Linked DNA regions of Homo sapiens: region 1 is linked to region 2. The links are chromatin loops, found by intact Hi-C in ENCODE. Cell type or tissue: dorsolateral prefrontal cortex. All regions are shown on one strand. Region 1 overlaps MVB12B (multivesicular body subunit 12B). Region 2 overlaps MVB12B (multivesicular body subunit 12B).

Evidence for each region. Peaks named below come from ENCODE experiments on the same cell type or tissue, not always from the same donor. Only the 100,000 strongest peaks of a DNase experiment are listed, where the experiment ranks them.
Region 1: a loop joins it to region 2, with 2.6 times the contacts of the local background. A loop is called at or near these places in 4 of 110 quality-filtered maps.

Annotation. Positions count from the first base shown.
Region 1 is chr9:126,433,962-126,436,461 of GRCh38, forward strand. The region is part of intron 7 of MVB12B (multivesicular body subunit 12B); the gene reads left to right. Among named protein-coding and RNA genes, the nearest start is that of NRON, 25 kb to the left of the region's middle. RefSeq lists an enhancer at 2,160-2,500. In dorsolateral prefrontal cortex, no CTCF peak of the experiment used is centred here; a DNase peak (open chromatin) is centred at 1,330; H3K27ac peaks cover 1,750 bases.
Region 2 is chr9:126,498,219-126,500,718 of GRCh38, forward strand. All of the region lies in intron 9 of MVB12B (multivesicular body subunit 12B), which reads left to right. Among named protein-coding and RNA genes, the nearest start is that of NRON, 89 kb to the left of the region's middle. RefSeq lists a silencer at 1,032-1,326. In dorsolateral prefrontal cortex, CTCF peaks have their summits at 1,150 (motif pointing right) and 1,355; a DNase peak (open chromatin) is centred at 1,425; H3K4me3 peaks cover 1,172 bases; H3K27ac peaks cover 1,798 bases.

The sequences.
Region 1 (2,500 bases), 64 kb before region 2:
GGAGAAGTTGAACAGTCGCACAAGCTTTGGTGATGAGATTTATCTTTCAGCTCTTACACAGTATGAGGGTCCCCCTTTTTTGTCAGAATGAATGCATTTAACTGCTGACATTAGGACAAAAGAAATTCCGATCTTTTTTAGAACAACGAAGCCACCTGTCTTGTTTGGACAGAGTACCTGAATCCAACTACTGTCACACAGTTGGTGTTTGTGCCCTGAATACTGAATGGCTTTTTCCCTCTTTTTATTAATGGCCAGTGATAGTCCTAAATGCATTTATGTTTAAAAAAAAAAATCTTCAATCCTGCAGCCTGGAGTTTGGATGGAATATATTTATCACCTATCCCAGAGAATAAGGTTCTTGATTCCCCAGATTTGTCTTACAATTGTCTGTAAGACAATGAATGATACAGAACTCTCCTCCAAGGTTGAGATCCTTTGTTAGAGAGCAGTTTCTTACGCCTGACTTGTTTTATAGCATGAACGATCGCATGATCCACTGGCGAGGCAACATCCATAATTTTGAATGAGGGAGTAAAGCTTGCCTCGGTGGCCCTAAGCATCGCTTCTGGTGACACACTTAGAAGTCCTTAATCGCTTGCTACCTAGAGGCAATAAACACACCTATCTTTATGTTCCATTGCCTGTGTGTTTACCTGAAATATGCCCTGTGTAGCAAAACGCCAGTTTCACTCCTGTGAGAAGGTCCTTGGCTCATGAATTGCACGGCCTTCACTCACCCCTATTTTGCCAAAGGTGGTAGTGCCTTTTGTAGGCCCAAGACGTAGCTTCTTTGGCCAGGAAACCCCTTGGCTATTTATGCTTCTTGTAAAACTCTGGCCATTTGCTTGGTTTCCGAGTTCTAAGAAAGGAGATCCATCTCTGGTCATCATGTGGAGTTCAGGGTTCATTCTGGAGGGCAAGATGATGTCTCCTTCACTGGTGTGTGCCTGATGCCCAATGCCCAGCCCAGGGCCTAGCATACAGGGGATGTTCCATGACACTCAATGTTTCGTTGATTCTGAGAGGACCTGGGTCTTAGAACTGGTTCACCCTTTTGTATCCACCCTTTCCAGCTACATTACTTTAGACAGTTTATATAACATTGCAGTCTGTTTTCTTTTTTTTTTTGTAATTTTGAATTATATTTTCTCTTCTGAATTTGAGGATTAAAGATAATGTACATGAAATACCCAGTGCCTAGTACCAAGAGGGCACTCCAGAAGTGGAGCTGCTATAACTGCCGTAAATATTGTTATTCCAGGGAATTGCTGCTTATTATACCAGAAGGCACTGGTCTCATTCACCCTGCAGTGTGACCTCACCTAAAAGTCCAGCCGGGGATGGAGAGGGTGCAGCTGACAGAGGGAGCTCATGAATGGTGGGACCTGGCATGGCTCAGGGAAACTTTTGGCATAATAGAAGGCAAACCCTCCCTTCTAGTTCAGAAATGTGTAATTGCTGGAGATGTTAGCTTGCTACTGGGTAAAATGATTTTAAAGAGAGAACTTCTCAACATTTAAATCAGCCTCAATTTTCCATGTTCCTTTTCATCAAGTCAGCTCTGGTTTGAGAAGGGATCATATCGGCACTCAACCCTTTAAATGATTTTCCTTCTTTGCCTTTCTTTTTCTTTCTCTTTGGCCTTGGCTCCTTCCTTTCCAACCACTCCCCTCCCAGAACCTCTTATTTTAGCCAAAAAAAAAAAAAAAAAGTTTCTTTCCTTGCTCCAGAATCACACCACCCACCGAGCACATCATCTGGAAGTCCCCTGTCCCTGAGCTCACTTGCTGCCAGGCCGGCGGCACCCAGAGGCTCGAAGGCCACAGGGGCACACCGTCTTTTCTCAGGGTTGGAGAGAGTAGATTAGACAACATCCTCAGATGTCCCGTCTCATGGCAGGTCACTGCCACTGTGAAGGGTACGGCTGTAGATGCGGGGGGACTGCTTGTTTCTTCAGGCTACATTTTTTAAAAAGAGATCATACCTTTTCTTTGGATTTAATGAGGACAGACATTTTAATCAGAGGTTAGTCATTTATTTTTGCAAACTATTGTTTTGATTCATCATTTTTGCAGATAATTAAATGGTTCAGTTGGCACAGTATGTCTACTTTATTAAAACAGGTAATTTTGGGGAAAAAAAGAGATGCTGTTTTTTGGATCACTGCACAAGAATTGCTTTTATCTTCATCTTTGAGCATAGTTTCTGGTTATTTTGCCAGGAGGCTCTCTCGTGTTCGGGCATTTGGGGTCCTTTCTGGTCTGGAGGGGCTTGCCCTTTGATGATTGGGATGTTAGCAGATACGCCCTTTGAAACGGGAGCTGAAGAGTAAATTCTGTGCAGCCGCCTTTTAGGAACACTCTTAGGTTTTAATTGGATTGGGAAAAAGAACCTACAAGTTATGAACTTTGCAGAGCAGCAGTTCTTATGCTAAAAACAGATTAATTGTAGCCCTCGCAGTGGGTGGAGTTTCAAAGTCAATTACTGCTTGTCCTAT
Region 2 (2,500 bases):
GGCCGTGGGAGTGCCTGAGATGGAGGGGGATGACTGGAGTGCTGAGCCGGGGGGGCTTGGAGAAGCAGACAGGTGGGGCTGCTGTACAGAATCTCCCCCACCTCTCCCTGCCTGTGCTAGGGCCAGGCCCATCCGCCTGCCCAAGCCCACCCATCAGTGTCTGTCCACCCCTGCACCAGACTCTTCTCGTTGGCCCCAGCCTTGGCCCCTTTGGTTCCCTCCCACCTGTCCTCACCTGGCCCAGCCCCTGCCCTCTGGACTACACCATTCCTGGCCCTATCGTGATTCACCCGTGAGCTCACTAGTTCATGTCTGTCGGTCTGGCCCCCATGCTGGAGTTGCACCCCAGGAGAGGTAGGTGCCAATGCCTGCCCTAATGCAGGTTTCCCAGCCAGCCCAGCGCCTGCCCCCTGCGCCTCTCTGGGCCCAGGCCTCGTCCAGCATTGCCCAGCTCACTCTGGGACCTCAGGAAGTCAGATCCTTTCTTGGGCTTCACTTTCCTTCTCTGCAAAGCTCGGGTGCTGGGAACAGCCCCTTACTGCCTTTTCTCGTCTGGAGCCCTCTAGAGTGTTTAGTATGAGACCTGGTGTGGGAAGGAGGGAGGAGGCTGGAGGGGCAGTGCACTTGCCTTCCCCTCTGGTGATTAGTGCAATTAATACTGAAATCACCTGAGTGTTTTCAAAAAATGCTGGTGTCCCCGTGCCGGTTAAACCAGGACCACTCCTGCCAACCACAGGTGGGGGCCATGCATCACTGTGGTTAAAGCCTTTGGTTCTGATGCATAACCAGGGCTAATTCTCTTCACTTTCAAGGCACTTGCACACGAATCGTCCTAGTTGTGGGTAGACCAGTAGGTTCTATTGCCCCCTCTTTGCCTCGAAGCTGGGTGCTTTCCAGGTGCTGCTGGAAGCTGCAGTTGGCACCTTCTATCACAGGACACTGACCTCACTATGAGAAAAGGCTTTTAGAAGCTGAGACTCTCGCACCGTGGCCTGAGACGCCTGCTTCCATCAGTGGCAGGGTCCCCGGGACCCCTGGCAGAGCCTCCAGGACCCCTGGCAGAACCCCTGACAGTTACATCTCTTTCCCGAGAGAGGCCTCAGGCCCGGGCTGCCCAGCTGCTGCAGTGGCGGCCTGTGCCCACCAGAGGGCGCAGGCCCGGCGCTGCGCAGCTGGACCGGGCTGTGCGGACCAAATGCTTTTTAATTGAAAATTTTTTTAATTCAAAAAGGATTTGCTGTTTGTTCGCAAGTGCAGGTTTTCCTTATGCAGGAGACTAATGTCTTGAGTAAACAGATCCGGGTCCAAATCCACCTTCAAAGGTACTCGCTGTTTGCCCAAGGGAGTGAAAGGGCTTCCAGAAGCGGCCCCGTCTCCTGGGTAAACACGGCGGGAGGAGCGGGCAGGGACCGCGTCTGCGGGAAGGCGGCCGCAGCCAGAGGGGATTATGTCGCGGGACATATGTTGAAATTTCATTTGGGGAGTTAGGGAAAACAAGAAGCGGGGGTGGGTGGCGCTTTTCTCCAGCCAAGATAACCTAAAAAGGGAAAAAATCCCGAGGGAGAGAGGGTGGGGGCGCAATCTGTGCGCCCTCGCGGGGACCGGCGTGGTGCAGGCAGGAAGGGGCGCCTTCTCCGCCCTCCCCCAGCCCGCGGGCCGGGAGAGAGGAGCTCAGCCCAGCCCGGAGGGCCCAGCCATGCCCTCCCCGTGACCCTGTCCCCACTCCTGGCCACAGAGACTGGGACAGCGGCACAGGGTCCCCACGACAGCCCCTCTGCCGAATCAGCCAGTTGCTCACACAGGCGTGGAAGCGTCCTGCTCCCCCGCTCACCATCCAGAAAGCTCCCGCTAGGCCCGGGCCTAGGCTCTCTGGCTGTGGACACTCGGGCTGGGGCTGCAATCGCCCTTAACCTGCTCTCTCTGGCCGGCCAGCCCTCAGCACTCCCTGCCACCCCCAGGAACCCGGCCCAGTAGATACAGCAAGACCTACTGAAGGAGCAGAAGGGCGCGGCCCAGGACGCCTCCCCCAGCCCCTCCACTGCCCTGCAGGAACCTGGCTCTGGGCTTTCTCCCTCTATCATCTGAGATGCTTCGCGTTTGCAGGCATCTCCCTGGCATGGCCTTGGAGCATCCAAAGTGGAGCACCTCCAAGCCATGTCCCACCCCCTCCCCCAACCAGTCCTTCCCCAGCTCCTTTCTGCACAGCGTGTGGTCTCTGGCCCTTCCCTCTCTGCCCATCCATGTCCACACCCATTCCCAGGTTCCAGTGATTGGGTCGTAGAATTCTCTAAACTGATCCCCAGACCAGCAGCATGGGGTTACCTGGGAGCTATTTGAAATGCAGATTCTCAGGCCTGGCCCCAGACCTACCCAGTCAGAATCTGCATTTGACCGGGACCCCCCGGGGACTGGTGTGCGTTCAGAGTTGAAAAGCCTGCTGCATGTTCTCTCCTGAGCCGGGGCTGATGGCCTAACTATCCACGCCGTAGGCCCTCAGCCC